4 separate regions of the Mus musculus genome follow, and all the other regions are linked to region 2. The links are chromatin loops, found by intact Hi-C in ENCODE. Cell type or tissue: left cerebral cortex. All regions are shown on one strand.

What was found. A loop is a pair of places that touch in the nucleus more often than their neighbours do. Peaks named below come from ENCODE experiments on the same cell type or tissue, not always from the same donor. Only the 100,000 strongest peaks of a DNase experiment are listed, where the experiment ranks them.
Region 1: a loop joins it to region 2, with 11 times the contacts of the local background. A loop is called at or near these places in 20 of 42 quality-filtered maps.
Region 3: it touches region 2 in a loop (4-fold over the local background); 9 of 42 quality-filtered maps call a loop at or near these places.
Region 4: it touches region 2 in a loop (9-fold over the local background); 19 of 42 quality-filtered maps call a loop at or near these places.

Annotation. Positions count from the first base shown.
Region 1 is chr11:80,424,279-80,432,278 of GRCm38, forward strand. It overlaps Psmd11 (proteasome (prosome, macropain) 26S subunit, non-ATPase, 11), which reads left to right and starts at 4,337. Exons shown (of 14, transcript NM_178616.3): 1 at 4,337-4,477; 2 at 7,427-7,528. The coding sequence starts at 4,387. In left cerebral cortex, CTCF peaks have their summits at 1,224, 2,245 (motif pointing right), 4,198 (motif pointing right) and 6,730 (motif pointing right); DNase peaks (open chromatin) are centred at 2,245, 4,266 and 4,934; H3K4me3 peaks cover 2,111 bases; H3K27ac peaks cover 1,190 bases.
Region 2 is chr11:80,665,770-80,673,769 of GRCm38, forward strand. It overlaps Myo1d (myosin ID), which reads right to left. Exons shown (of 22, transcript NM_177390.3): 11 at 5,080-5,250; 12 at 806-876. All of the region lies in intron 2 of Gm38907 (a long non-coding RNA gene), which reads left to right. Among named protein-coding and RNA genes, the nearest start is that of Gm38907, 51 kb to the left of the region's middle. In left cerebral cortex, a CTCF peak has its summit at 4,896 (motif pointing left); DNase peaks (open chromatin) are centred at 438, 4,394 and 4,834; H3K27ac peaks cover 2,058 bases.
Region 3 is chr11:80,611,051-80,619,050 of GRCm38, forward strand. All of the region lies in intron 16 of Myo1d (myosin ID), which reads right to left. It overlaps Gm38907 (a long non-coding RNA gene), which reads left to right and starts at 7,746. Exons shown (of 3, transcript XR_880037.2): 1 at 7,746-7,955. In left cerebral cortex, CTCF peaks have their summits at 3,564 (motif pointing right) and 4,458 (motif pointing left); DNase peaks (open chromatin) are centred at 3,576 and 4,495; H3K27ac peaks cover 2,179 bases.
Region 4 is chr11:80,470,370-80,478,369 of GRCm38, forward strand. Psmd11 (proteasome (prosome, macropain) 26S subunit, non-ATPase, 11) reads left to right here. Exons shown (of 14, transcript NM_178616.3): 11 at 14-49; 12 at 257-308; 13 at 1,083-1,225; 14 at 1,341-1,764. The coding sequence ends at 1,225. It overlaps Cdk5r1 (cyclin-dependent kinase 5, regulatory subunit 1 (p35)), which reads left to right and starts at 6,654. Exons shown (of 1, transcript NM_009871.3): 1 at 6,654-8,000. The coding sequence starts at 7,140. In left cerebral cortex, CTCF peaks have their summits at 825 (motif pointing right), 1,972, 3,964 and 6,457; DNase peaks (open chromatin) are centred at 1,348, 1,687, 2,084, 2,413 and 6 more places; H3K4me3 peaks cover 1,934 bases; H3K27ac peaks cover 5,484 bases.

The sequences.
Region 1 (8,000 bases), 240 kb before region 2:
TCACTCTTCAGAGCTGCATGCTTAGGGGGTGGCTCCGGAGCTTCAGGGCCTGGGGTAATTCCCAGCACTCGGGAGGCAGAGGCAGGCAGATTTCTAAGTTCTAGGCTAGCCTGGTCTACAGAGTGAGTTCCAGGACAGCCAGGGCTACACAGAGAAACCCTGTCTCAAAAACCGAGAGAGAGAGAGGAGAGAGAGAGGAGAGAGAGAGAGGGAGAGAGAGAGAGAGGGAGAGAGAGAGAGAGAGAGATTGAGAGATTATTTTGGGATTAAAAAAGGTAAAGGGAGACATGGTTGTTTCCATGGTGATGCTGAGATTGGGGTTTGGTTTTTCTGAGCCAATCATTTATTTACATCATTCTGATTGTATCCAGTCTACACACCATATGCTTTGTTATTCAAGTAAAGTCAAGCTGTTTTGAGATGTAATTTTGTATCTTCCATTATACCTTCAATGGAGAACCAGTAAAAGTCCAAACAGCTGTTGTACAGACCCAGAATAAAAACAAGTGTAAGGAACCCAAAGCCTGTTCACAGACAGCTGTGCCATATATATATTTTTAAAGATAAGAACTTGTTAGAGGTAGTTGTGGTGAGGAAGCCACTGTAGACATTATCTACACAGGGAACCTCTTTCCCTGATGTCACAGGAAGAGTTAGAAGATATTTGGGGAGCTGGTGACATAGTTAAGCATGTGAAGTGCTCTTTCAGATGACCTGAGTTTGGTTCTTGGTTCGTTCTAGCTCCCTTGTCTGTGGCTCATGACTACTGTAACTCCAACTCTAGAGGTTCTAGGCTCGCTTTCATGAGCTCCATTACTACCTGCACTCAGGAGCACATCCCCCACCCACCCTTCCTTCCTTCCTCCTTCTCTTCTCTTCTCTTCTCTTCTCTTCTCTTCTCTTCTCCTCTCCTCTCCTCTTCTCTTCTCTTCTCTTCTCTTCTCTCTTCTTCTTCCTCTCTCTCTCTCTCTCTCTCTCTCTCTCTCTCTCTCTCTCTCTCTCTCTTTCTTAGCAGGGTCTCACAGTGTAGCCTGGAACACTCTGTGTAGACAAGGAGGAGGCTTATTTTATATGTGAGTACACTGTTACAGTCCTCAGACACACCAGAAGAGGGCATTAGATCCATTACAGATGGTTGTGAGCCACCATGTGGTTGCTGAAAGTTGAACTCAGGATCATCTCAGCAGTCAGTGTTCTTAACCGCTGGGCCATCTCTTCAGCCCACTAGTGCTGGGATTAAAGGCGTGTGCTCCACCACTGTCAGGCTCTGATATGGTTGCCATGTTTAAGTCCATGAGTAGGAGTAGGAATGCCGACTGTCAGGCAGAAAAGGCGCCCTCTAAAGGAAGGAAGTAAAGAGAATGATGGGCTGCTTACTGAACTGCAGGCGTAAAACATCACTTTTAAAGGAATGATTCAGAAAGCATCTCTGTGTGCTGTTCTTTGAGTTGAAAACCAAGGGCTATAAAGGGAAAAAGTGAGAGTGATGGGGAGTAGGGAAGAAGAGAAAATAAAAAATAAAAAACGAGAACTGAGCAGAGCTGGCAGCAGGAGAGTGCTGAGTGCTGAGATGTGTGGAACAGAGTTCGAGGTACACTGTGGAGCACCAGGAGATCCCAACCAGAGGCTCACAAGCGCTGAAGACTAAATACAACATGTAGAGAGGGTACAAAGCTGAAATTACGACGAACAAAGGACAACTGTAAGAATGCGGGTATGAGGTTTTTTTTTTTTTTTAACATCTTAACAGTCCTGAAAATTGCTGTTTTTTTTTTTTTTTTGTTTGTTTGTTTGTTTTTTCGAGACAGGATTTCTCTGCATAGCCCTGGCTGTCCTCTGTCCTGGAACTCACTCTACTGTAGACCAGGCTGGCCTCGAACTCAGAAATCTGCCTGCCTCTGCCTCAATCCGCCTGCCTCTGCCTCCCGAGTGCTGGGATTAAAGGCGTGCGCCACACACCGCCTAGCGGTTTGTTGTTGTTATTGTTGTTGTTGTTGTTTTAAAAGATTTATTTAGGAGCCGGGCATGGTGGACGCCTTTAATCCTAGCACTGGGGAGGCAGAGGCAGGCGGATTTCTGAGTTCAAGGCCAGCCTGGTCTACAGAATGAGCTCCAGGACAGCCAGAGCTACACAGAGAAACCCTGTCTCGAGGAAAAAAAAAAAGAAAGATTTATTTATTATATTTATATAAGTACATTGTAGTTGTTTTTAGACATACCAGAAGAGGGCATCAGATCTCATTACACATGCTTGTGAGCCACCATGTGGTTGCTGGGTATTGAACTCAGGATCTTAGGAAGAGCAGTCAGTGCTCTTAACCGCTGAGCCATCTCTCTAGCCCCTCTTATCCCTGTTATTCAGATAGGAACGCTAAAGATCAAAGTGAGTAGGAGTCTACAGAAGTCACCATCTACTAGTACCCCGCCTAGAGTTTGGAACAAAAGTAGCATTTCCAAAGCCTGTTGTTCTTAAATTGTACATTCAGGATGATGATACAATTGAATTGGTTAAGAAAAGATACAGAGGCCGGGTGTGGTGGCACACGCCTTTAATCCCAGCACTCGGGAGGCAGAGGCAGGCAGATTTCTGAGTTCGAGGCCATCTGGTCTACAGAGTGAGTTCCAGGATAGCCAGGGCTACACAGAGAAACCCTGTCTCGAAAAACAAACAAACAAACAAGCAAACAAACAAAACAAAACAACAACAAAAAAGAAAGAAAGAAAGAAAGAAAGAAAGGAAGAAAGAGAGAAAGAAAGAGAGAAAGAAAAGATACAGAAGCTGGAGACTGGTTGTGGTGGCACACGCCTTTAATCCCAGCACTTGGGAGGCAGAGGCAGGCGGATTTCTGAGTTCGAGGCCAGCCTGATCTACAAAGTGAGTTCCAGGACAGCCAGGGCTATACAGAGAAACCCTGTCTCAAAAAACCAAAAAAAAAAAAAAAAAAAAAAAGAGACAGAAGCTGGAAGTGCCTTTAATTCTAGCACCTGGGAGAGGAGAAGGGAAGAGGGCACAGATAAGGGTGCTTGCTGCCAAACATGAGTCCCTGAGTTCAATCTCTGGGCTGGCCATGATTGTGAGTACTGACTTCTGCAAGAGTTCCCTTCTCCATGTGCATGCCATGGCATGTGAGTTCCCACAGACAGACAGACATAGAAGTAAAAACTTAAAAACTACAACAACAAATGAATTCAGTATAGTCTCATTAGCTCTCCATCAGATTGAGAAAGAAGGAATGACTTCTTGGGTGAGTGTGTGTGTGTGTGTGTGTGGGGGGGGGGGGATGATCACAGCATTACACCGAAGTTCATGGAATTTCAGAGTTGGGAGAATTTGGAAGCCAGTTTAGTTCACGTGACACAACAAAGTCAGGACTTCTGTTACCAGCATGGTGGGATATTACCCAGATTTCATTAGAAAATGCAAAGGGTGGGAATGTCTTTCCTACCAGGTCTCAGTTCTGTCAGTCACTTTATTCCCTTCAGTTTCCTTAGGTATTAATTAAATATTTTTTCAAAGACTCTTGTTGAGTATTGTTGGACAAATGAAAGGAGACAGGTATAGAGATTGATTAGTCCAGTCATAGAGGAGTATAATGTTGGTTCTACTTAGTTTTTTATACAGCACAGCTATTTAATTTCCAGATTGTCATCAACTTAGAAGGTCTCCCTCTGTATAGGTTTAGCAACATCTTTAGGTTGATCCTTAGTGATAAGAAACATGCTTTTTTCCCCTTTCCCTTGATATCTTCACAGATATCCTATTACAGTTGAAGGAATTGGAGATACGGGAGGAAAATTTTGTTCTATTGTTGAGCTGGAAAGCTGGTATGAGTCAAATGTGAATCTCAAGAACTATTTAGATTGAATGATTGGGTCAAAGATGACTTTCAATCCACAATGTGAAGCTCTGTCCGATGATGGAATGGCTATTTGTGAAAGACAGTGTTCTTTTACATTGGCGATTTCTTCCGTCCTGGAAGGGAGTGTGTGTATGTGTCCTCCCTGCAAAACATCTGAATGAATCTGAACGGTGCTATTCCTGCCACATAATAGGCAATTTGAAAGATCATCTATCGCTATGAGTGACTGGTTACACGGGGATACTATACAAACAGCCAAGCAGCTTTCCTTGAGTACTCAGCCTCTTTTGGAGTGGTGGGGATTAATTTCGGTTTGTCTCTTCAGATGGCCGCGAGATGGCGATGGGGGAGCTCGTTTGTCGCTTGCGGGACGCTCCTGGGCCACCCACGGGGCAGAGAGACTACAACTCCCGGGGTGCTCGGAGAAGGGAGGCGGGGTCTTCTGGTAGGAACGCGAGGGCGGGTCTTCCGGGTGTGTGTTTCCGGCGTCGGCGGCCGCGGCCGGGGACGGTGTGAGAGCGGTAAGATGGCGGCCGCAGCGGTGGTGGAGTTCCAGAGAGCCCAGTCTCTACTCAGCACCGACCGGGAGGCCTCCATCGACATCCTCCACTCCATCGGTAAAGGGCCTGGCGCCGTCCCCGCGGCTCCGCCGTCCCGGCGCGGCCTGTGTGGGTCGGAGGCGGCGGAGAGGGGCCGGGCTAGCCGGCTATGGTGCTGCTGACTCACTGTGTGTGAGGGGGGCCGGGCTGGGGGCGCAGGCCGCTCGGGGACCCCAGGAGCCCCATGGCTTCCAATCGGGCGGGAAGCCCCTAGGCAGCCGGCCCGTCCACCTGCTGCCTGCTGACTCACGGTGGGCGCAGCGCAGCGCAGCGTGGCGAGCGGGCCGGGCCAGGTTCGCTACCCCTCAAGGGTCCCCGATTGTGGCCCGCGCGAGCTGGCCGGGGGCTGAGAGTGGCGGCCCGGGACAGACGGGTCGGAGAGTGTGTTGTTGAGAGGTCCGGGCGACTGCCGCGCAGGACTGACATTTCCCGCCGTTGTTATCAGCACAGGTTGCTCCGGGTGGGAGCGCGAGCGCTTCTCTTGGAGTTTTCTTCCGGGACGCTGGGAGCTGTCGCTTACAGCCAGCCCTCAGCCGCAGCCGCCGGCAGCAGAGGGCCACTTTCTGGGTGTGGGAAGTTGAGGGGTGCCACACGCTTAAGATTGGTATTTGACCGGTGTAGCTTGTGAGCTGAAGTGTCGTCCGAGTGGGACCGCCGGGACAGAGGAGGTGACTCATTTTTCCCAGTAGGGGTTGAAGTTTAGTTCTGAGTTCTGAGAGGCTGTCGTTCAGGGAACTTTTTGGGACCGGCGGGCCGCACATTGCTGGAGAAAAAGAAAAATTTTAATACCATAGCGTGATTGTCTTAAACCGTAGGGCAACAGGAAAGTTGAAGTAGGAACCTCCAGCCGGTCGCTTTCTACTGGGATTCAGGTGTAAATAGAAATAAGTGGTTGATGGCAGAGAAGGCCTTTTAATATTCATTCCTTAAGGGTTCAGTTAGAGAATGAGCTTCCTCCTGTGGTAATGTGAGGTTTTTTTTTTTTTTTTTTTTTTTGGTTTTTTGAGACAGATTTTCTCCATGTAGCCCTGGCTGTCCTGAAACTTACTTTGTAGACCAGGCTGGCCTTGAACTCAGAAATCCGCCTGTCTCTGCCTCCCAAGTGCTGGCGTTAAAGGCGTGTGCCACTATGCCCGCCCGGCGTGAGCTTTCAAATGTAGCCTGGGAGATTCGGATTGGATCAACAAGTTGTTGGTGAATGCAGGTATATGAGGGACTGCCAGGATGTTGATGCTTATGTTGACTTAACTGAGTTGCTGAGTCTTGAATTTCTGTACACAAGACTTGTACCAAGAAAGGACACTGTCAACAGCTTGAAGTTCTTGACTCTGGGAATACTAGAAAGGAGAGGAGACGAGAGAGCACAGTGCATTGTGAAGGAATCATGAAGAGTTTCATTTCGAAGTTCTGATAGTGTCCGTTTTAGAGCAGAGTACCATAGCCATCGGATGTTTTTACAAAGACATTTTTCTGTGATCACACTTTAATATTTAGATCACACTTTAATATTTAATAATCTGCGGAGCATAAAAGTTTTTTGTGCATAGTGCCTGATTTGTTTGCCTTTCAGAAAGTAGAAATTACTAATAAACATTGCCATTAGAGTATTTCACCTTTATCAGACCCTTTATGAACCTTAACCTATTTTCCAAATGAAACTACCAAACAAATAAGGGAAAAAAAAACAACCCTCTAAAGAAAAGTAAAATACAGATACTATAAAAAGAAAAACAAAACAAAAAAAAGGAGTGGTTGCTCATTATACTAAGAGTCCCCTGCCAGCTCCCCTGTTAGAGTAAGCTTGAGTCATGGTGGGTGACAGCATTACTTTTTCCGGACTCCATCATGAGTATCAAAATCTTGGATTTTGTCAAGTCATGATGCTTTTTTAGAGCATTGTTAACTAGTCATGGTCACCAAAATAAGCACAGCAAACTTGGGAAAGGCTGTTACAGGGTCAAGCAGTTGAATAATTATTAACAGTTGAAAGTGGGACAGATTAAAAAGTTACTTTAACAGGACCTGAATCCATCATGAGGCAGCCGTCTGTCCTAAGTGAGTAACTCTTCGTATCACACTGAAGCTTTGATAGGAATTTCTCTAGGAGGGAGTTATAGAATTGTTTTTTATTTTATTTTATTTTTTTGGTTTTTCTTTTTTTTTTTTTTAAGATTTATTTATTTATTATATGTAAGTACACTGTAGCTGTCTTCAGACACTCCAGAAGAGGGCGTCAGATCTTGTTACAGATGGTTGTGAGCCACCATGTGGTTGCTGGGATTTGAACTCTGGACCTTCAGAAGAGCAGTCGGGTGCTCTTACACACTGAGCCATCTCACCAGCCCTTTTTTGGTTTTTCGAGACAGGGTTTCTCCATGTAGCCCTGGCTGTCCTGGAACTCACTTTGTAGACCAGGCTGGCCTCGAACTCAGAAATCCGCCTGCCTCTGCCTCCCGAGTGCTGGGATTAAAGTCGTGCGCCACCACGCCCGGCTTAGAATTGTTTATTCTTGATATGTCCTTCAGCCAAAACTTTCTATAGACCTAAAGTTTGTTGAAAGACTTGCTTTACAGTTATCAATAACTTTATAATTTGATTTTAGTTTGTGATACGAAAATACATAGGCATGTTAAGGCCTACTTAAAGTGAAAAATCTATTCTTTTTAACTATTAATATGAGGCATATTCTTTAGATAGTTGGTCATTCTACTCTAAAGGTTTTTTTTTTTTTAAGTCCTTATTTGCTGGTTTCATTTGGAAATAGGCTAGAGTTCATAATGGTCTTATAAGGGTGACTTTTCCCTTGCTTCATTTTTTTTTAATTTTTAATTTTTTATTTTTTTTCCATTTTTTATTAGGTATTTAGCTCATTTACATTTCCAATGCTATACCAAAAGTCCCCCATACCCACCCACCCCCGCTTCATTTTTTTAATCATAATTTTAAGAGTTCATTTTCTTTTCTTAGTGAAACGTGACATTCAAGAAAATGATGAGGAGGCAGTCCAGGTCAAAGAGCAGAGCATCCTTGAACTGGGTTCTCTCCTGGCGAAGACTGGACAAGCTGCTGGTAAGTCTTACAAATGAGTTATACCTATAATGCTGTGTCTGCAACACCAGATGGAGTGTCTCTCAGAACACAAGACTATATTTAACACCCAGTTCATTTGTGTGGAATTCAGCTTTATTTTCCTGACAACTTGTTGATCTTCAACTTTGAAGCAGAAAAGTGTAGAATTTTATTTTATAGGTGAGGGAAAGTCCTGTTTTTGTTGAGATATGGTGATTTGTGATTTGTTCCTTGTTTTTGAGTTCTTACTGTATTTCCTTACATGTCTACAGCAGCAGTCTTCAGCAACTTCATTGACTTGCTTTGGTATATTTAAAGAGAGTGAGCGACTTTAGGCCCTTCACTTGAAAAATGGTTGCAGATTTTTTATCCCAAGTGACTCACATTTTTTCTGATGTAGAATGAATAAGACATTAAATAATAGTGCCTTCCTAAGGCTACTTCTTTGGTACCTGGGAGTTTTGCATATTGT
Region 2 (8,000 bases):
GCCAGGCAAGCATTTCACCACTAAGCTACATTCCCTCGCCTAGGTGGCTGCTGCTTTAAGCCACCGGCTTGTGACAGTCTGATACAGGAGCACCTGAACCCTAACATAGCGAGATAATTTTCACACCACTTGGTACTTCATGTCATTTGCTATTTTTATTGTAAGGCAATAAACAGTTAAAAATAAGAATTCTCTTTTTAAACATTATCTGACAATAATAGAGTAAAACTGCTTCTGTGTGCACAGTTGCTGTAGCCCTGCAGACACTGGGTGCTCTGCAGTTCCTGGCCCCTCACTCTCTACTCTCCTATCTCCAGGCTTTCACTTAACGGTGCGAAACTTGCACACTGCCTCCTCCAACGAGACTTCTCCAGACTCCTCACTGCTCCCATAATGTCTCTGCAGCTAAGACCTTCCCTCCCTTCCTGTGACGTAGATGTATCTACTTGTATTCACTATTCTGCTGGCTTCTTATGGGCAGCACCCATCTTATCCGTGTGTCTACTGTAGACCCAAGGCAAGTGATACACTAGTTAATTTTTACTGAGTTCCAACCACACCAGGAAGTGCATATTGTCACACAATATACACTCAAACCAAATGTCTGAGAAGCAAGGAAGAAATGAAGCTATGGCACTTTCCTCAAACCAAAAGACTAAAATACGCTCGCTCATCTACAAAATGACCTCTCCTCCCGCCTCCACACACACATAAAAAGAAAAATGACTGATAGTTTCCTAGTCTTATTTCCTGAAGACAGGCTGCATGCAAATTATCATGCTAGGCACCAGAGTAAGATACTTACACCACGTCACCCGCATAATGACGGATTCGAAAGTCCCGATCAAACTCCAGGATTTTGTCTGAGGCACAGGTCTATGAGATAAAGGACATAAATCTGAAAAAAGGCATTTTCAACTTCTAAAAGTGCATTCTAACTTAATATGACCAAACATAACAAATTACAATACCTAAATAAGATCCCATTCTGTGGGGTTTGTTTAAATCCACGGCTGACAAGGTACAGGCTTTTGGCAGAGATTCATGCAGAACACAGCTAGTCCCCATTTGCTGGCTGCTCTAATAGTCGATCTGGGCAAATGGCTAGGTCTAGACAATGCATATGAACTGTGGTTATCCCATACCTAGTGTGGTGAGAGGTTGGCAAATGATGCCCTTTATTTAGTTGGATGTAAAGGATGGTCCCTAGCAGGTGGGGCAGACAAACAATGGATGAAGTATGGCTTTCTGAGAAACAGACATTGCCGTGCTATCATCTTCTGATGCTTGGATCTTTCTCTTCCAAGTTCCACTTGGGAGGATCACACTGAAGGCTTACTATCTGTGAGGCACACACATATCACAGTCCATATAATCTACTCTTAGAGCATAACAGTGTTTCTCTCACATACATGTTGAGGCTCAGTGAGGTAGACAGATAACACTACATCAAATTGCTAGTAAGTGGTATCCCTGAAAGGCTCCAGGAAACAGAAAGGGCCACGTGTTCGTGCATCCAGTGTCGTGGTTCATCTGCCTGCTGAGCTGGACTCCAGCTTAGGTGCTCTTCCCAGAGTTGAGTGCTGTATACAGTTTATCACCGACAGGGGCTACTCTGTAAATGGCAGGCTTTATATGTCACTGGATTTCTTCATGACTTCCTCCAACTTTCTTTGCTACAGTAGAGCCAAGACAGCAGATAAGTAAAATTCTACACAGTACCACTTAGAACTGCAATACTGGTACCACTGAGATGACAGTGCCCTACAGCACAGAATCCTGTCCCGGTTAGCAGGCTTCAGACGCTAAAGGAACAGTGTCTAAGAGGTTCACAAATGACGAATTATAGGAAGTCAGAGGCTTACTCTCTTTCAATAGTTATTTATCTGAGAAGGTAGAAAGTTAAATAAATCTGGAGTCCAAGGCATCTAGTGTAAAGGTGTCTCCAAAATATATCCTCCTCCAGAGCTCTCAAAGCTGCACTTTTATTTTTAATTGTGTCTACGGGGGTTTATGCAGTGTGAGTGTGGGTTCCTTCAGAGGCCAGAAGGGGCTCTTGGATGTCCTGGCTCTGGAGCTAAGGCAGTTGTAAGGTTCTTGACATGGGTGCTGGGGTCTGCACAAGGCCAGTCTGCACTCTTAACTGCCGAGCACTCTCTCTACACTCTTTCCCCTCACCTCCGCCCTTTTGAAATATTCTTTAATTTGTAAAATTCCTGAAGGAATAAGACTCAAATTATGATCCATTCTTACATTTGTATAAAACACAAAGCTGTGATTGTCCTCAACACACACACACACACTCTCTCTCTCTCTCTCTCACACACACACATAAATCCATTAACTTTTTCTTGTACTGTTATATACTTGTTTTAGCTTTTTATTTTAAAATATTTTATAGTTGTTTAGATCATGTGACTGCTTCTCCATGTTACTTTTAAATCAAAAGGAAGATTTTTAGCCCCAAATAAAAGTCACCAATCTTTTATTTAATAAGCCAGTAAGTCTGTCTGATCAGTTAGCAGTAACAAATGATACCTGGCTCAACATACAACCCAATGGAATTATTTAACTAAAAGGTATGAGGTGATTTAAACATCTTGACAGCTTGGCTATTTCATTTCTTTCCTTATTAGGTAAAATTCCTCAGAAGATGAGGGATGGCTCAGTTGGTATAGCGCTTGCAGCATATACATGAGGACTTGATTTGGATCCTTAGCAATTACATACTATAATTGGGTACAGTGATGCCTGTAATCCTAGTGCTAGTAGGGCAGAGACAGGAGGATACCTGATAGCTCTATCAGGGAGGTCCAGGCTCAGGGAGAGACCTTGTCTCACAAAATAAACTAGGTTAGTGGGATGGCTCAGTGGGTAAAGAGGCTTGCCACAGAGCCCGAGTTTGATCCTTGGAAGTTACATGGTGGAGAGAATGAACTCCTGCACGTTGTCCTCTGACTTTCACATGTGTGTCAAGGCATGCATATGCATGCACACACCCAAACACATAAATAAATGTAAATTATTTTTTAAAAGTTGGAGAGCAATAGAGAAGATATAGGACATTGACCTCTGACCTCCATATATGCTTACATACAGACATAGACACATACCACATATACACAAATTCCCCAAAGAATATACTTTAAATATTTCATTTCAGTATTTATCCATGGGATACTGAGGGAGGAGGAAAAAGAAGTAGGTACTTGGTCTGTTGGGAAACTGGGACTTCCACCAAAACCAGTAACAAAGAAGGAGATAAATAAATAAAAGAGAAAGCAATCAATTACTATTACTATTAGGATTTCCTATCAAAACAGTAGCAAGTGTTTAAACACAAGATGTTCAGTTGCCTTAAGGAGAGATTACAGCTTAGTGTGTTGGCATGCAGTGCCAGCATTAGACACTTGCGTGGCTGAGGCTCAGTACAGCCCTGAGGTCTGAGGCCAGTCTGAGCAACACAGAGCTAGAGTCCATCTCAAAAAAGAAAGAAAGTGAGATTACATTTCAAAAATACTTGAAGGATTAGATGGATGGCTCAGTGGTTAAGAGCACTTCCAGAGGAACTGGGTTCAAGTCCTCCTTCCCACTCCTGGCCTTTTAGGGGACTGTATGCACATGGTGTACATTCATGCAGGCCAAATGCTCATACCCATAAAGTAAAATGAAAAAAAAATTTTTTTTGCCTGACTGATTTACTTAATTCAGCTATATAAATGGCTGAATGGCAAAAGATAGAATAATAATTTGGGGTGTCACTTTTGGGACTTACAGATATCTATTTAAATATAAACAATTTAAGAAAGATTCATTTGGTATGATAAATCAATATAATTTCACCAATACCGACTGTCTAGTATCCAGAGGGTACATCAGTAGATGAATCTCCACAACCTGTGATGATATCTCTAAACTCCCTTACAGTCCGCCATTTGCCTAGATAAAGGTACCCCCTAAATGTCTCACTGAGACTAGGGTTACTTTCCATTTTGTACAGTTTTGTGCCCACCTCTGAGGACTAGACCTGCTTAAACAAGAGGTGCTTAATCAGACGTTTGGGTCTAAGTGGGAACTGGCTGAAGAGACCTAGGTTCTAAATGCATTAGCTGAAGACCAGCTTGTAGCTACAAGTAACAGCCCTGAGATAAGTGTCAGTTAATAATCAATTTGCAGATGATTCACACCCTATTTATAGTTAATGGTGGAAGTTCTCCATTAAGATTACATAATTCCAAGGGGACGGAGTTAGGAAGTAGATTTATTCATGCAGCAGTGGCAATGTGCTGCAGACTTACAGAGAAACAAAACTGCTGCCCATTTCTTTCTAGATGGGAAGGAACAAGGCATGTTTTCCTGGCAGCGTCTGGTTCCTGAACAAGCTTGCATTTGTGAGGAAGCCTGGGGTGATGACGAGGTGTCCCTCCCCAACACAGACTTCTAAACAAACACAATTGATGAGCATACTGCATATATAAGGTCTCGCACAAGAGTCTGTGAACCACAACTCCTACCAATTATTGTACAAATGTGGTTTATTTGTGACATTTTTAGATTGTAAAAAATGGAGACTTGGAAGTTTACTCAATATACTAAAAGAATGCATTTCTCCATAACAACCATGACTGCAGCTAAAATCTCTCATTTTTAAGCAGGTCCCAGGGTCTGAAGAATGCAGTCAGAACACACTCCATATTTTGTCACTGAGGACTGTGGTGGAAAGTCAAGGACAAAAGCAATTTCTTATGCAGAGCTATCAGATGCAGGCATAAAATTCTAGCACATGGACAAGTACTCAGCATCTATTGGCTACAAATGACATCATGCTTTTAAAGAATCCTGTTCATTTTTCCTGCATCTAGCAAATGCCTTAGTCTGTAGCTCCCTCTCCTGGATACTATAATTCTGTCAACCTCACCACTGTATCAGAGAAGCAGAACTCACAGAGAGATACATTATTAATCAGGCCTTTCCCCTTTATTTGACTGTACATTCTTTTAACCTATTATAAAGCAACGTTGCCCTGCCAAACAATAAGCAAAAGTCTTATAGCTCAAGATAAGAGGAAGGTCTTATTACCTTTCGGCTGGAAAAATGACCATGTTTGCCCAATTTACTGTTAAGGGCCTCAAGGAACATTCCGTCAGTGACTTTGCCAACATTCATACACGCGTCATCCAGGATTGCAATGATGCCTTTGTGCTGCTGCTCCACGAGGTCCACAATGATCTGGTTGTTGAAGTAATCAATCTGCAGGACAAGCAGGAAAGCAATGCCCAGGAGAACAGGAACCTCAACAAGCAAGCACATAGGTGTCCCCTTCCTTCACCTCAGTGTCAACTGGGCAGACAGTCAAGCACACATGTTAACGGAGGTCTCCGACCTAATGCCTTCACTCTTGTGCTATGAAGGGAACATCAGTGATGACTGGACTAAGGCAAGAGTGATTAATTCTTGTCTTTGTCCTTCCTGCCTCCCCATCCTACATCCAATCCCACTCTTTCAATTGAGATTAACTTTGCTTTGGGGACATGTAATAAAATGTAAGCAGACAGTTTTGATTCTCATGGTAAGAGGAATGTTACAGGTTCTGAGTGGGTGAAGGTCAGGATGCTGTTAAACCGTTCAATGCAGGACAGCCCCACTGCAAGAATTACCCGTGTTTTCATGTTTATATGTTCAGTACTATATTTTCAGTTATGAATAAAGTTATTTACACCTTTAGAAAAATGTCCTAAAATACAAAAAAAGGAAGGAAATCTGTTACTGGCAAACATTTCAAATATTAGGACTATGAAAGTAAAGTCTTCTGTCCCGGGTATAAGAATTACCTTAAAATTTCAACTGTATTCCTAGAAGCCACTGATGTTGGCTGAAGATTCTAACGACTCTTGTTTTTAAGTTTAATGGTGCTTTAAGCACTGCTTAAAGATGCTTTTAAAAGTCAGGCGCTTCTGATGACCTGAATGCCCATGAGCTGGGAGAGATGTGCAAGGTGACTTATGGATACAGAGGTCCCGTGTCATACCCTCACTCCAAATGCAAACACTTTTAACAGCAACTTTCTTCCTACGACTATGGAATCTGAATAACAAGCTTTATAACTAAAATCTAAAATCCAGCTATGTCTATATAAAACATACAATGTATACAATATATTCTTAGAAAGCTTCAGGCAAACAATGTAATTGAAAATTGAATTTTAACTTTATGGGAGTTCACTAGAGTATGAAGTTCTCAATAGTTAAAATGATTTGTAGGGGCTCCAGAGATGGTGCAGTGCTTAAGAGCTCTTACTGCTCTTGTGGAGAGAGATACCTGATTCAGTTCTTAGCACACATATCAGGTGGCTCACAATCCCTGTAACTACAGCTCCAAGGTTTCCAGTGCCCTCTTCTGGCCTCCATAGAACCCGTAAGCATGCTGTGCACATACAGACAGGCATGCATGCACACAGAAGGAAAAATAGAAATTTAAAAACCAAAAGCATTATTTGCTTTTAGACGCAAATGAATCAGAGGGATAATCAGATTTTTATGAACTCCTGGTAGGCATCCACGTACAGGCCATAAAATAGGCTCTGAAGAAAATCTAATTCTGAAACCGGTCAAGACACTAGATCTCATCACGAATACACACAACACACAGGTACACAAAAGTGTGTTAATGACACTTCAGGAATTGGATTAGCAAAATCTGGGCTGGGAAACCTTACAGACAAAAATGCTCATTACAGAAAAAGTGCTCACTCTTTTCAACAAAAGATTACAAGGGAAAAAAGAAAGGGATGGGAAGAGAAGGAGTGAGGGAAGAAGGGAGGGAGCACAGGAGGCAGACCTATGTGAGAAACCTTTCAATCGATCAATCAATCATCAATCAGTCAGTCAATCAATCAATTAATCAATCACTCTACTCATAAGGATCTAATCAAGCAAACTGTCACCATCAACAGCAACACAGCAACGTAAGAAGTAGGAAATGAAACTAAAGGAACTGCTATTCATTTTTGGGATGGGGTCACAGAGCTGTGGTTACAGTTTCTGTGATGATTTGTCTCAGAGGGATGTGGAAAATGACAGGTGAAGGACTGTCATGGCTGAGTAATCCAGGTAGTCTGGACGTGTGAGGAAGGCTCCGTGGCATGAGGAGGTGGATGGTGCAGAGTTCATGTTTCCTTCTTACTCCAGAGAACGCTTGAATGTTCTATAATGGTGAGAGAAAGCACAGTGCTTAGAAGTTTGGGGCTCTAAGGCAAACAGAGGCTATGATGCTGGCACACACCATGCTGTTTCTGTCGCCTGGGAGTTGGGCTCTGCTGCCTTAGTGGTCTGTTTCAGGGTTGCCGAGCTTGTCTGAGGTGTCTGGATGCCGCTACTGCCGCTGTTAGGCCTCCTGCTGGGAACGAAGCCCACGGACTTGATATTCTGATTGTTGGAGGAGTTTTTGGCTTTTTTTTTTTTTTTTTTTTTTTTTTTTTTTTTGAGGTAGGGTTTTATTGTATAGCCTTGGTTGGCCTCAAACTTGTGATTCTCTTGCCTCAGCCTCTGGAGTGCTGAGATTACATGTATGTGCCACCACAACGAGCTTCAAAGGATATTTTGGATTAGTTACCTCCAAATCACACCTGGATAACAGGTTTTATAAGATTCATGCTTTAAAAAAAGCCTCAACTTCAGTTATATTGTATATTAAAGAAAAGATTTATTCTTAGGAAACCTCCTATAAACTTAATTGAATTGTATTTTAAATAGCTATGAGAGATCACTGTTTAAGTCAAACAATAGGCAGTTCTTTTATAATAAAATTGACAACTCAGGTTTATTTTATGTTCATATACTTCAATGACGTTTTTGGCATTCTAATATTTAACACATGATGGAAGGCAAAAATGCAATTTGAGGCAGAAGTGCTATTTATTATACCACTCTCTTTTTAAAATAAATAAGTAGAATAGAAAATGGGAAGGTATGAATATAAAAATAATTTAAATATGACACTTC
Region 3 (8,000 bases), 55 kb before region 2:
CCTAGTCCTTCACGTAAGACAGACTGGACTCATCAGCTGGCAGACAGAGGGAAGGAGAGAGTGCCAGGCCTGTGCTGGCCTCTGAGTAAGGTGATTTACACACAGCATCTCATTAATTCTCTTAGTGGTCCAGACAGGCGGATGTTTTGTACTCTGCAGCTTACAGTACATACGGAAACAGTATCTCAGGCTGCTCTAACTCCAAGAACTGATCACAACTGGGAGCCAGTGACCCTATGCAGGGCAGTGCCCTTCATTTGATTTCCTTCTGAGAACGAGACCTGAGCTTTCTTGACAGTCAACAGGAGTGCTGGTTTCAAATACAGCCTAGTCTACACTCTTCACGTAAAGACAGGCAGTCCCCAAATCACCATGTCTCAACTGACTCGCTCTCTTTCTACAGCACGAACACAACCTTGTTCTGATTTCATGAGAAAAGGTTCACAGTGTTATGGTAAGATAGAGGCAGACACGAAGAGGGACTTACACACTGCAGCTATGATGGCACTTACCACAAAGGCACATCAGGGTTTGCTGACAAGCTTAACTTATAGTTATAAAGGGATTTTTGTTTCGTTTTGTTACTTAGGGCTGTTTTCATTATTTACCAATGGATTGCTGTGAGGAATTATACATCAGAAGACGAGTTTTCATAAGAGAGTGAAAGTTCACTTTGGCAAATAGCTTTGATAAATGAAAATATATGACTCAAATTTTTGTAATATAGAAAAAGTACACTAAAAAAAAAAAGAAAAAAGTACACTAAATATTGGCTGAGCAATTTCTACTTAGTACTCTTAGAAAGTTAACTAAGAATTAACTATGAACACCATTTTGGAACAATATGATATTTGAAATTGGTAATTATTTTACTTCTTAGCATACAGGTCCAATGAGATACTAAATATTCATCAACAATAACTTGTTTTTAATAGGAAAAAGAACAAACAACACTTACTATATACCTAGAGGTATCAGAGTTAGACTCCAGCAATAATACTAATTATCTTTCTGGCAACTTAAGCTTCCACATCTAAATATAAGTTATATTTTTATTACTCTATTAGTTGGGAAATACCTCGTATCTTTATAAAACACTGGCATTTAGATTATTTTCTCTTTCAATCTTTTCTGACTTATAAAATGTTCCTAGAAGCAGTGGGGGTCTTATTTCATTCAATAAGCCTGTGTGGTACATGTGTCTTCTGGAGGGAGCACAAAGGAAAAACAAGATACCTGGGTTAGCTTAAGAAAGATTCAGTATTCCTGAGGTACCTGGAAACAACTAACTTCTTAAAAAACCTAACTTCTAAGTTAGCAGGCTACAGTGATGCCTGCTTCTGTTCACTGAGGCATTATCCTTAGTAGTAGAGACACAAAATCAACCTACTGTCCACAGCCACAGAACATGGTGTAGACACACATGGAATTCTAGTCTATCACGAAGAATGAGATGATCTCTTTTTTTTTTAATTAGGTATTTAGCTCATTTACATTTCCAATGCTATACCAAAAGTCCCCCATACCCACCCACCCCCACTCCCCTACCCACCCACTCCCCCTTTTTGGCCCTGGCGTTCCCCTGTACTGGGGCATATAAAGTTTGTGTGTCCAATGCGCCTCTCTTTCCAGTGATGGCCGACTAGGCCATCTTTTGATACATATGCAGCTAGAGTCAAGAGCTCCGGGGTACTGGTTAGTTCATAATGTTGTTCCACCTATAGGGTTGCAGATCCCTTTAGCTCCTTGGGTTCTTTCTCTAGCTCCTCCATTGGGAGCCCTCTGATCCATCCATTAGCTGACTGTGAGCATCCACTTCTGTGTTTGCTAGGCCCCGGCATAGTCTCACAAGAGACAGCTACATCTGGGTCCTTTCGATAAAATCTTGCTAGTGTATGCAATGGTGTCAGCGTTTGGATGCTGATTATGGGGTGGATCCCTGGATATGGCAGTCTCTACATGGTCCATCCTTTCATCTCAGCTCCAAACTTTGTCTCTGTAACTCCTTCCATGGGTGTTTTGTTCCCAATTCTAAGGAGGGGCATAGTGTCCACACTTCAGTCTTCATTCTTCTTGAGTTTCATGTGTTTAGCAAATTGTATCTTATATCTTGGGTATCCTAGGTTTGGGGCTAATATCCACTTATCAGTGAGTACATATTGTGTGAGTTCCTTTGTGAATGTGTTACCTCACTCAGGATGATGGCAGGAAAATGAATGAAACTGGAGATCACATGCTAAGTGAAATAAACCAGACTCACAAAAATACAATGTGGATCCCACATTACACACACACACACACACACACACACACACACACGGATGTAGAAGGGCCTATTTGGGACAAGGATGGAAATGAGTAGGGAGGAGGGCAGAAGGGGGAAATAGTGAATGCGGTCAAAATACACAATATATTTGATTGAAAGTGTCATGAAGCCTACTTCTTGACTTTAGTTCTTTTTCAACATGGAGTCTCACTATGTAGCTCTAGCTGCTTTAGAACTGACAGAGATCCACTTGCCTCTGTCTCCTGAGTGTTGGGATTAAAGGTGTATGCCACCATGTCTTTCAGTATTGTTTTACTACAAACCCCTTTAAAAGGCTCCAACTGTATAAAGTGTCCAATACTGCAGAGCAAGGTTGCTGCTCGGGAATCCAGCACTGGCGAGGTGGACAGCTCCCTGGCCGGCTCTGCAGGGAGAGGCTTCAGGTTCTTCCCTGGAAAGCTGACCATCTAGGGAATCTACCACCGACCCCAACAGCTCCTGATAACACATACACGTTATCTCAAAGGTCTCTCTTGCCATGGCCTAGGAGGCGATGGAAAACAGTGCACTGGTACTCATCCTGTGTTCATGCAGAGAATCATCCTTAATGTTCTTCTAACCCATTCATTGGAGCAAGGTCCCTCAATCAAACCCAGAGCTTACTGATGCGGCTAGTTTCCCTAGTGAGCTTGCTCTTACCTTCTGCCTTCAGCGGCTGGAGTTACAGGTACCCTACCCAACTTCTTAGCATTTTACATGGGTCCTGGAAATCCGAACTCTGATCCTCACAAACTACCAAAAAATTCCCCAGCATCCTCCCACCCAATGTTTTCAGATAAGGTCTCCTTGTGTAGTCCCAGCTGGCCTCCAGCTCAGAATCCCCCTGCCCCCACTTCTTGAATGATGGAATAACAGGCTTGCAGCACCATGCCTGGCTTGACTTTTTTTTTTTTTAAACTGTTTCTTCATGTTTCTTCATCTTTTTAAAAAAAAAAAAAAGCCATCCTGTACTTAGAATTTTACATAGTAAAATTTTGCAGAAGTTTTTGTATAGAAAACCAGCTAGTCTTTTATATTTCCTGAGACTACACTTTGCCCTTTACGACAACTTTGATATAGTTATTAGTTCATGAAAATAAAATATGACAAGAATTTTACTCAGTGTTTCTGAGGAAAACTAAGACAAAACAAAACGCCACTCCTGTGTCTTCTGAAACTGCCCAAGGATTTAGCAGTGTCTCTCTGAAACAGTAAGCCAGGTTGCTGAAGTTGCTAGTTCCAATCTTACAACCATGAGGGGGCGCCAGACGGAGCAAGAAGGTAGTATTCTCTGTGCCAATGTGAACTGCACTTTCTGTTTCTGTGTAGCGATATACTTTGAGAATTAAGAGTGTTAAGTTTGGGGCAGGAACAGCTGTCAACATCTGCTTTTCTCAATTCTCTGGTTGCTGCTATATTTAGAAATGCTGTTCCTAGTCTAAAAATCAAGTATATGTCCATAAAATAATTTTTATGCTTTTCTTAAGATACAAGCTACACAGGGATGAAAGGGCTTACAACCAGGGCTTTCTTTTCTCTCATGCTCACACCAGGAATGGCAGTTAGTAGGGTGCATTCTACAGATTATATATGATTTAAAAGTGTGGCATGCCCATAAGAGCTCTAGATTCTTTGGAATGCAAATTAGTTGTCAGGTACAGCAGATGGGCATAATCGGTGAGTGGGCAGGATGCTAATAGGCTCCTTCTGGTCAGGGACTAAGAAGGGTTAATATCAAATTACCATGAGAAATCTCTGTGAAACAGATGTAAAAGCCGCTGAGGAAAAGGAAGTCACTGGGAAACAGGCAGGGAGATGAACTGATATGAACAGATACACAGATGTGTGCACCCACATAATACAGTTATTTGACTATAGAAGACTTAAGCTATAGTGGAGAGTCTGCCAGTCAACACACCAGCCAAGCCAGGAGTTTCATGCAAAGTCAGGAACACCTACCTCCAGTTCAGACGGCCTTTCTAATAAACCCCAGCACTAAATTGCCTATAGCCATTTCTGTTTGTGATCCTGAGAATTACATTAGGATCATCAAAATCTACCTCTCTCTTTTTTCTCACCCCTCTTGACTGCTTGTGATGAATATTTCATGGAACTCCCTCATAGCCGCCCTCAGGTGTCCTTACAGAGAACTAAATCCAAACCCAGGCTCCAGCTGACACCCTGTGTGGAGATAAGCCCTGCTGCACTGAGCCTTGAAGGAACAGCCATGTGCAAGGTGGTGGGCGGGCAGACCCAGCCAGCAGGCTGCAGGGAAGGCCTTCAGATGCTCGTCTTGCTTTGCAGGCTTTGCTTCAGTGTTTCTCTGGTCCATTCCCTGTTCTCTTTGATCTAGTCCTAGGGTCAGCTCTCCTTAGAGAGGTCTTTGCAGAGCATCCTGGCTCCATGCATCCTGGTCCCGAGGGACCTTCCTCCACAGCGTTACATAAGCTGAAGTTATTTCTTTGTTCACACCTTTTGCTTCACTTCTTGGCCAGAAGGTATATTCCACAAAGACAAGATCTATTTCTGCTTCATTCAGGACTGGATTTTCAAAGAGTGCCTGATGGTGAATGAATCATTATTGGTCTGAATAAAACAAATGCATTTATTATACATGAGAGTTGCTTGTCTGAGAAAAGGTCATGAGAGTCTGACCTGCAGGGAGGGCCCAGTAACTGTGTGGTTAGCAGAACACAGAAAGAAAAATTCACCCCGTCACACAGCCGTGAGGAAGAGCCAAACCACTCAGAAACAAACGTTCAGGACAGTAGAGACTTGGCAGCAGTCATGGTCTTCAGCAATGGAGAACTTCAACAGCAATGTTGATAGCCACAGTTCTAGAGCAGTCTAACAGCATGCTCTAGAGCAGTCTAGCATAGACAAACATCAACTTGAAAGACCACTGGCCCCTGACATAGTGACAAATGGAAAAGTCTGAGTCTCGTTGAACATTGCTTTCCCAGCAGAAGGATTTCGTTCAAAACACAAAATCTTTACCTTAAGCTGGTTCCCAGTATAGAATGCAGAGATTCTAAATTAAGTGCTTGCTTACCTACCTGTTCATTTCAGTTTTAGGATTTTAATAAAGAACTATTATTTTGGGTGGGGGCAAAATTCAGTGCTCAAGTGTCATTCATCAAGTGACTAAGGAAAATGCAGACCTCTATTCTCCCTTTTGTAGAGAAATGACTGAGGAGGAAGCCACGAGCTCTACTGTGTAATTTTTCCTGCCTTCACAGGGCCTATGAGAAAATTCCTTTTAACACTTGAATAAAGAGGATGAGACTGTGGGGGAGACTAGACTTCTGTTGTTTGGTTTCTGTAAAACCAAAATAACAAAAATTATTTACTAGTTCTATACTGGTTTTGAAATTAATAAAACTGTAATTAATAACATCACATCATATACCAAAGTTATTGACTAGACCTAAAGTTTATATGATTCAGTGAACTTCTATTCTTAGGATTATATATTTTTTTAAATTATGTATTCTTTTTTTCTTCTTCCCCCCACCCCCCCTTACTTCTACTTACTCCAGGTCCCGCTCACTCCGGGCCCTGCTTGCTCTGACCTAGGGTTTTTTGTTGTTGTTTTTTTTTTTTTTTTTTTTTTTTTTTTTTAAATTTGTTTCTCATTATGGATGGTTGTGAGCCACCATGTGGTTGCTGGGATTTGAACTCATGACCTCCGGAAGAGCAGTCAGTGCTTTTAACTGCTGAGCCATCATCTCACCAGCTCATATTCTTTTTTCATATATAGGAGTGTATGAATTTTTTATTTTCAAGTTTTTAAAAATAAAGTTTATAAAATTAAAATATATATATGTGATGGTTTGTATATCCTTGGACCAGGAAGTGGCATCATCTGAAGGTGTGGCCTTGTTGGAATAGGTGTGACCTGGTTGGAATGGGTGTGTCACTGTGGGTGTGGGTATAAGATCCTCACCCTAGTTGTCTTCCACTAGCAGCCTTTGGATGAAGACATAGAACTCTCAGCTCCTCCTGTGCCATGCCTGCCTGGATACTGCCATGCTCTCACCTTGATGATAATAGACTGAACCTCTGAACCTGTAAGCCAGCTCCAATTAAATGTTGTTTTTTATAAGACTTGCCTTGGTCATGGTGTCTGTTCACAGCAGTAAAACCCTAACTAAGACAATATATTAAACTTATTTAAAAGTTCTGATTCCAAAAAAGAAGCCATTTTTGGGTTAGACTATATTAGCTAGCTCTCTGATGCTTTTGGTAGAGGTTTCATGAGAAGACATGGCCATGAACAAAGCCCCAGCGTTATTACAGCTGCTGTGAGAATTTCTCACTCACACCCCTCTGGAGAGGTGACCCAGCAGGTCTCTGTCCTTCCAAAGGGCCATGGATTCTGAGATTCTCTCATTTGAACCTGTGTAAGCAGGGAGGAGGGAGGGTATAGGGAACTTTCAGGATAGCATTTGAAATGTATATAAAGAAAATATCTAATAAAAAAATAAAGAAAAAAGAAAAGAAAAAAAAGAATCTCGACTTTCTTTACATTTGGAAATATCCAATAAAAATGGAAACAGAGTGCATGTGCAGAAGCAAACTTTCCTCCCAACTGAGGTAACAGGTTTCAGGGATTAGAAAGAAGACATCTTTTAGAGTCCATTATTCAGCCTATTGCACTACCCTAGAACTTAGTGACTATAACAGAATTTGTTTCTTCTTGTACCTGGAGTTGGACCAGTCTCACCTACATGCAGGTTGGTGCTATGTGTGGATTATAGGATCGTGTTCTTTTCATAGAGAGGCCTGAGAAGACAAGGCTGACATAGGTATATTTTAAGCTCTCTGGGTTGTACATCCCACTGGCCACTGTGTGGTGATCATTTCTCTCACCTTTTCTGTTTCATATACTGCGGTTGACAGGAAATCGGAGAGCGCATGCCTGGTGGGAAGCTGCCGTTTCTTTTCAGAACACCACCACCCAGGGAGGTTTCTACTGTGCCAATTACAATGACTTATTTTCTGTTTTTCACTTAGGAGGCACATGCAACTGAAAAACACCTCCGTGTTGCTTGTCTGTTCCGAGAGGAGCACAAACACTCCCCACTGCAGACTGCAGAGGTCAGGGGTTACTTACCCACTAGATCCCACTCTCTCTTAAGAGAGATGAATCTCAGGTTTTCCCTCTAGTTTTGCTAGACAGGGTTCCTGAAGAATAGCGAAGAACCCCGCACATGACTCTACAAGTGAAAACCATTCTGTAAATTATTTGTTAGGTAAATAGACCAAAGACAGTTGGTTTGCTAAACAGCACTGAAGAAAATATTGACTCAGGTGACGCAACTTAGCCCAGATGTTTCTGACCAAAGAAATTATACAATATTTATAGGCAGACCTTTTAAGAGGTTGTTGATATTAATACGCTACATATTTTAATGGCAATAAATAGTCCAAGAGTTTATATGATTAAAGCTTTTAACACAGGTTGAATATCCTGGATTATCTGGCTGGAGCCTAAATGCAGTCCCATAATTCACAAGACGGTGGCAGTGGGAGACCTGAGGTACAGGAGCAGACAGCACTGTTTCCATGAGGGCAGATGCAAGAATAGAGATTGGAGTGATGTTCCCACAAGCCACACACTGGTGGAAGCTATCAGAAGCCACAAGAGGTAGGAGACTGATTTCCTTCACCACCTTTGGAGAGAGCACTGTCT
Region 4 (8,000 bases), 200 kb before region 2:
CTTTTCCTTTTAGATTGAACACATATCTAGCCTCATCAAACTCTCCAAGGTAAGTTCTCAGGCCTGTTAGAGGTGGGAGTAGGGAAAGGTGCAGAGGGGCTGGCCCCTCTCTGGGAACAGAACTTGGGCTCCGGGCTACAGTTGTGTTGTTGGTATTTTGCTCCAGTCCATTTCTTATAAGAGTCTTTAACTTTCATGTTAGGCTGATCTCTGATCAGTGACTATTGGTGTCTTTAATTATGTACTTCAATTTTAGGCCGACGTGGAAAGAAAATTATCACAGATGATTCTTGACAAGAAGTTTCATGGTGAGTAAAGGTCACGTAGGCCAGGAGCTGGTTAGAATTTGAAGGGTGTGTATCTTTAAAATGGGCTGAGTTTCTCTTCAGATGGTTTCTTGTAACCCTCCCTTTGAAGAATGTGTAAGGGAGTGGAGAGAGATGGCTCGGCGGTTAGGCCGTTTAACTGCTCTTACAGACCCAGGTTCAGTTTCCAGCATCTATATAGCAACTCACAACTTCCTGTAAACTCTAGTTTAAGAGGATTTGACACCCTCTTCTGGCGTCCGAGGTTTCTTGCAATACACATGTACTATGTATCCTCATACAGGGACACACGCACGCACACACACACACACACACACACACACAGAGAGAGAGAGAGAGAGAGAGAGAGAGAGAGAGAGAGAAATTAAAATAATAAAGGACCCTCTTTAAAAAAAAAGATTCATTCATTTATTTATTTATTTATTTATTTATTTATTTATTTATTACATGTAAATACATTGTAGCTATCTTCAGACACCCCAGAAGAGGGCATCAGATCTCATTATGGATGGTTGTGAGCCACCATGTGGTTGCTGGGATTTGAACTTGGGACCTTCGGAAGAGCAGTCAGTGCTCTTAACCGCTGAGCCATCTCTCCAGCCCCCTAAAGGACCTTTTTTTTTTTTTTTTTATAAAGAAGAGAGTAAATAGAAAGGCGTGCTGTGAAAAGTTGGGAGAAAATGAGGCTAGGGAGTGGGTCCTATTGTTACTATCTAATACCTCCTTCCACCTGGTTTGTCACTGTGTTTCTTTCAGGGATTTTGGACCAGGGGGAGGGTGTCCTGATCATTTTCGATGAACCCCCAGTAGATAAAACTTATGAAGCTGCTCTGGAAACTATTCAGAACATGAGTAAAGTAGTGGACTCCCTCTACAGCAAAGCCAAGAAGCTGACATAGGTGAGTGCTGGCCCTGGGGCCAGGGTCAGGCAGCACTGTCCTCTGCCTGTCGACACTGAACACCGTCTGGTCCTCACGGCTTTCCCGATTGACACTGCTCTGTCTTCTCTTGCAGAGTTGGATCTGTAGCGGTCCTTTGGAGAGTGTGTGTGGCGGGAGAGTGAACCCTTGGGGAAATGCTAGGAGATTCTTTTCTTTCTGTTCCACTTTTCGCTCGGAAAGTTTTTAACCCTCATTGGTGCATCTGTATCCAGCGATAGGCGGCCAGTTCTCATGTAATCCGTACTGGCCAACACGGGAATGGGGAAATTGCTTAAAAAAAAAGAAAAAGAAAAAAAAAGATTCTAAATAAAAGGAAAAAGGCTTACACTACCTAAAGCTGTGCTCTCTGCCTCCTGGGAGAGGGCCGCAAAGCCAGGCACCCTGCCAACCACTGGGGATCCTCACCCACCTGCTGGGCGCCACCTCTCCTCCTCTTCAGAATTGGGTGTTTGCTGACCATCAAAAGCAACGACTTTTTATTCTGTTTGTACTGAACCAAAACAAACAACTATGTATAGACTGCTGTTTTCCTTTTCATTTGAAATGAGGCGTTTGGTGTTTTCCCCTGCCATCTGGCCTGTCCACCCTTCCCTCTCTGACATTGGCTCCAGCAAACTAGCTGAAGGGTCCGCTGTGCTGCCGCCGCAGTACATGCTCGGCTCCGACCTGTGAAAAAACGGAAAGAAGTCCAGGAGCTAGTGTCCACCATGGCCACACGGGGAGCAGTGAGGGCCCACAGCCCTCGGGGGCCTGCTGTGCATGTGGCTTTTTTTAACACTGTAACTAGATTAGACTCAGTGTTTTAACCATCCCTCTCCACCCTCTTTGCTTTCCTCTCCTCTTTCCTCTCAGCCATGTCCTTTCTCTTTTCCTCTAGAGGAGTTGAGCTGTCTAAACTCCATCTGCTGCTTCCCTCTCCCACTCTTTCCTGCTGTCAGATGGATTTGGTTGGGTTCTTTTTTTTTTTTTTTTTTTCCTTTTTAAATAGTGAACATTAGGAATGAGACTGGGGTGTTTTTTTTTTTTTAATTAAAAAATATTAATTTTCCTTGTTGCATTTGAAGCACCCTCATGTCTCCTTCCCAGTGTCTTTCTCTGCCTCTTGAAAGGGTGACAGACAGGGTGGCGCTGTTTTAGCATGCTCTGTTTTTGGTGCAGTTACCTAGCAGCAGGCTTTGATGCCTTGTGGGCAGGTAAGCGCCTGCACCTTTGCTGTGCCCACTGTGCTTTGTCCCTGTCCCCTCCCTCCCTCCCTCCCTCCCTCCCTCCCTCCCTCCCTCCCTCCGCCCATCTCCCGCCTCCTTCCTGCTGGCCTCTTTCTCATTCTTTAGAACCTTTCTCAGATTATCCTTCCAGGTTTTGGTAATAAATTTCTATTTTGTAAAAGGATTTTGTTGTACCAGGTTTTGCATCTTCACTGAATCTGACTGGCTTTTATTTTCCTTTTCAAAATCAGGTTTTTGTTCTCAACCCTCCTCTCTCCCCATCATGTCCAGTCCCTGTTTTGGTTTTGGCACCATCATTATCAAATGTACAAACGGTTCTTGCTGACCAACACCAGGTATATCTGATGTTCAGATGAGTTCCAATAAAATAATTTTTTTTTTCAAAAGGTGTCCTTTCTTGAGTGCTGGAGGGTTTCCAAACAAGTTCAGGTGCTCCATAAAGCCTTTTCTGGCTTGGCCAGAGCTATCTTACCTCACTGCCTACTAGGAGTCCTTGTAGCCATTCTGGGTGTCCATATTTGAAAGGGAAGTTGAACTGAGGAGTGGCGTCAGAAATGGAGTTCAGTTGTCTTTTGGGGCAGGGTGGCTGTGAGGACTTGGGGAATGGGCCGTAGTCTTCAGGTTGTTCCTGAGGGTTTGCAGGAGTGAAGGTGCGGAGTCCTGGCGGCCAGCATGCTGTTGTGTGCTTGTGTGCTCTTCAATAGCAGCTCCTTTCACCGCCCTCGGAACCCAAGCGTGGGCTTCTGAGGGACCTATCTTTGGCTCAGGATAGCAGCCCCAATGCTGCTGTCAGGCCCCTGAGGTGAGGCTAGTTCAGATGTGTAACCACAAACTGTCTTTTAAAGGCTTAGAATGAAAAAAAGTGTAAAGCATCCTACTAATTTTTATATATGTATTGGGGTTGTTTGGGGCCAATATAAAATTCACTTGTTCTGGGGGCTGGAGAGATGGCTTAGAGGTTAAGAGCACCGACTGCTCTTCCAGAGGTCCTGAGTTCAATTCCCAGCAAGCACTTGGTAACTGACAACAATCTGTAATGGGATCTGATGCCCTCCTCTGGGGTGTCTGAAGAGAGCAATAGTGTACTCACATACATAAATAAATGTTAAGAAATTTCACTTGTTCTTTTTAAATGTAATTACTAGGAAATAGCACATCACTCATGTGGCTCTCGGGTACTTCTGGACTGTGCTGCACTAAACCATCATGGGTTGTACCACAGTGTCCCTTCCCAGGTCTCCTACAGCTAGCCTGGTTCTCTCCCCCCACCTCACACAGCCCCCAAGGCTGGCCTGATTCTGGCTGTCTAGCCGAGAGCCTCTTTTTAGGTACTAGCCTTCAAGGGACTGGGGCTTTCTTGTTCATTAGTGAGACTGGTGTTGAGAGCAGCCGTCAAGAGGGCTGCTCTGGTGCCCTGCTGGGTGCTGGTTATGTAATCTGTGTTGCTCAGAAGAGCCACTAGATGCTGCTCTGTGCCCTCCAAGGAAGACTTCCTCAAGAACCAGGGTTCTGTAGCTCCAGGTTGAACCCTTTGTGCACCATGTAGCCAGCTAGTCCTTTGGCCTTCTGTCGTTGGGCCAGAGTGGGAAGTGGTATGTGTGGAGCAGATGTCTACTGAGGTGTAGCATGGACATCCCTCTTTGCAAGTCAGCTAGAGATAGGCTTGGGAGGAAGTAGGCTGGCTGACAGTGAAAACTAGACATCTTCCTGGATCTATGTGAGTACTGGGAAGAAAACACCCTGCAACACTCAGCTGGCTCTGCCTTCTGGGCTCCTCTTGATTCTGCCATGTTGGACAGATTGTTTCTCTGGGTGTGGGAGGCAGAGGTGGGGTTGAGTGGGCAGGGCACTGTGGTGCCTTGTGTGATGGTTACTCTTGGTTGTTAACTTGACTACCTCTGCAATTAACTAAAATTCAAATATGGAGGGCACATCAGTAAGGGATTGCTTTTGTTTGTTTATTTTTGGGAGCTCTGACTTGTATCTTGAGGTGAGAAGACCCATGCCTTTAATCCAGGTTTTGCGGTGGGCCTTTAATCTGCGTTCTTTAACCTGGGCGACACCTTCTGTTGGAAGGAAGCCTATGTAAGCACATGAAAGAAGTGAGCTTTTGCTCTTTGCCAGGCTCTTAGGCTTTCTGCCCAAAAACTAGCCACTGTTGGGAGTTCCGCTGCCCTGACTGCTTCCGTGAAGCAAGCGTACCAGGCGTGGCCTAGGTGAGTAGGGTTCCTGACAACCTCTCACCTCAGCATGTAGTATGGTAGTGCCATCCTGCTTCTGTTCTGCAAACACGAGGAGGCTGGGGTAGTTGGCAGAGGTTTTCGAAGGTAATGGGGTAGGGTTGGCCAGACAGAAGACAAGAGAGAACACGCATGTGGCCGTGCTGGAGAAGGCCCGTGACCTCTAGGATTGAATTGTAAAAGCTGGAATTCAGTTGCAGGCAACAGCAGGCCCGGGTCTTTCTAATGGGTGGATCTCTGCCTTTGGAGGGCTGTGTATAATTAGGGAAGTAGAACACATTTAACTTTTGCTTAATCCTGGAATTTGAAGGGGACCATAAGCATGAAGTCAGCTCAGAGGCTGGTTTTTAGCGGTTGCCTTTCCAGGTAGAAGAAACATTGGGGGAGCTGGTCTGAAAGGCCTTAGGAAGATGGCTTACAGCCTACTATGATGAAAAGGAAGAGACCCAGGGCCGCCCTACTGAAGAGCAGCTAGGGGGTTGAGTCTGACCCTTGAGGCTCGGTCTCAGTGTCAGTGTTGAGAGCGCTCTTGGAGAGGGTTTTCGTTGGAGCTGGTATGGTGGCTCATGCCTGAATCCTAACTGAACATTGAAGCAGGAGGATGGCAAGGTGCTGGCGGCCTGTGTCTCAAGGAAAGGTTCCAAGTCATGGATTAATTTTGAGCAGAGTTGTTAGAAAGCCAGTGTGACACTGGCCTTCATTCCCCGTCCCCCAATGTAATTATTTACTCTCCCCCTTCCCGGTTTGAGTTGAAGTCTCCATCCTCACCACAGCACGTCCTACTACTGGCTCTGGACCATACTCCAGAGCTGTGAGCTAACACTTCATTATTTCGTTTATAGGTTACCCAGTGTCAGGTGCTGTGTTCTAGTAATAGCAGGTACCACTCTGTTCTATGAGAAACATTGTTAGGAAGGGGCCACAGCGAAGCTAGCCATCCTGTGTGCTTGGTAAGGTCCTGGAAAAACTTTTTTTGGGGGGTGGGGTGGGGTGGTAACAGGGCAGGGCACTTACCTCTCTGGTCACCCTGGTCCCTAACCTGGAAGTACTTAAGCCTAATGACCTCAACAAGATTCTTGTTTTGGGTGTTTTCAGGAATTCTCTCAGGTTCGGAGTTGGGAGTCTGAGTTAAGATACAGGTTGGCTTATTTGACAATTTGGGTCTCCAGAACCAGTCCAGAATGAATGACTTGTAATTCGGCAGTGGCCTTTGTGAAGGACATGGAGGCTGATTGTGAACTATGTGTCGGTAGTCAGAACCAGATTTTCTTGCAATTTTACTGTCATCAAGTTTTAAAATGGGCAAATAAGAAACTGGCCTAAAGGCGCAGCAGCTTCAATTTTGACAGCCTCCGTGATAGGATCTCTAGGCCGCCCTCATCCTTCTGGCCTGGCTTTCCTAGAGTCTTAATGGGTGCCGGGCTTTTACGCTGATGCTGATTGCGGCTCTTCCTTTCTCCAGCGCCCGGGCCAGCTCTCCGCACCGCCCGCAGCCTCTGCCAAGGGGGCCGCGGCGGGAACAAAGGCAGCACGTGTCTGGGCGGGGCCCGCCCTCCGCCCCGCCCGCCCCCTCGCCCTCCCGCCCGCCCTCCCGCCTGGAGAGCTCCGCTGCGCGGCGCCGGAGCTCACGAGGCCGGGCTCCGCGCGCGGCGCAGGCACCTTCCAGGTGGAGACCCGGCTTCGCGCGTTCCCGCCGCCCGCGCCGTGTCCCGTAATGGGCGCGCCCACTAGAGGCGCCACCGTGCGCCGCTCGCGCTGAGGGACGCGAGTGGCGGCGACCTGGCGGCGAGACCGAGCGGGCGTGTGGACCGCGCGCGCGATCCGGAGAGGCGGCTTGCAAGGCGCGCGCCGGGGCGGGGCGGGGCGGGGCCGGCGGGCTCGCGGCGGAGACGCAGGCGGGGGCCGGGCGGGGGCGGGGCCGCGGCGTCTGCAGAACCTTGGACAGAAGCAGGGAGCCGCCGCCGCGCCGAGTCGAGCACCCGGGCCGCGGCGCGCATTGCGGAGGGCCTGGGACGCAGCGGCTGCGCCTGCCGCGGGAGCCTGCCTGACTGCGGGTAAGCCTGCGCGGACCGGGGCCGTGTGCGCGGCCTGGTTGGATTCCTGCTGCGGAGGCCACTGCGGCTCTTTGACCGGTGCCGCAGTGGAAGCACAGGCTGGGGCTCGACGGGGCCGCAGCCCGGGGGTTCGGGCCTCGGAAGTGCGAGCGGAGGGGCGCGGCGTGGAGCCCCGCCCGGGGCTGAGAACCATCTTGTTTTCCACGCAGATCCGCAGGACTAAACGCGTCGTGTCCCGGGAGCGCCTCCTTTCTCTCTGCGGCCGCTACAGGCTCGGTAAGCCTTTACCCCCCTCCAGCCGGCAGGCTGGGCGCGCGGGGGTGCCGGCCCCTGCCGGGCGCGCAGTGGCACCATGGGCACGGTGCTGTCCCTATCCCCCAGCTATCGGAAGGCCACACTGTTTGAGGATGGCGCGGCCACCGTGGGCCACTACACGGCCGTGCAGAACAGCAAGAACGCCAAGGACAAGAACCTGAAGCGGCACTCCATCATCTCGGTGCTGCCTTGGAAGAGGATCGTGGCGGTGTCAGCGAAGAAGAAGAACTCCAAGAAGGCGCAGCCCAACAGCAGCTACCAGAGCAACATCGCGCATCTCAACAATGAGAACCTGAAGAAGTCGCTGTCCTGTGCCAACCTGTCCACATTCGCCCAGCCCCCGCCGGCTCAGCCGCCCGCACCCCCAGCCAGCCAGCTTTCTGGCTCCCAGACTGGGGTCTCCTCTTCTGTCAAGAAGGCCCCGCACCCTGCCATCACCTCTGCAGGGACACCCAAACGGGTCATCGTCCAGGCGTCCACTAGTGAGCTGCTGCGCTGCCTGGGTGAGTTTCTCTGCCGCCGGTGCTACCGCCTGAAGCACTTGTCCCCAACGGACCCCGTGCTCTGGCTGCGCAGCGTGGACCGCTCCCTGCTTCTGCAGGGCTGGCAGGACCAGGGTTTCATCACACCGGCCAATGTGGTCTTCCTCTACATGCTCTGCAGGGATGTCATCTCCTCTGAGGTGGGCTCCGACCATGAGCTCCAGGCTGTCCTGCTGACCTGTCTGTACCTCTCCTATTCCTACATGGGCAATGAGATCTCCTACCCGCTCAAGCCCTTCCTGGTAGAGAGCTGTAAGGAAGCCTTTTGGGACCGTTGCCTCTCAGTTATCAACCTCATGAGCTCCAAGATGCTGCAGATCAATGCCGACCCACACTATTTCACACAAGTGTTCTCT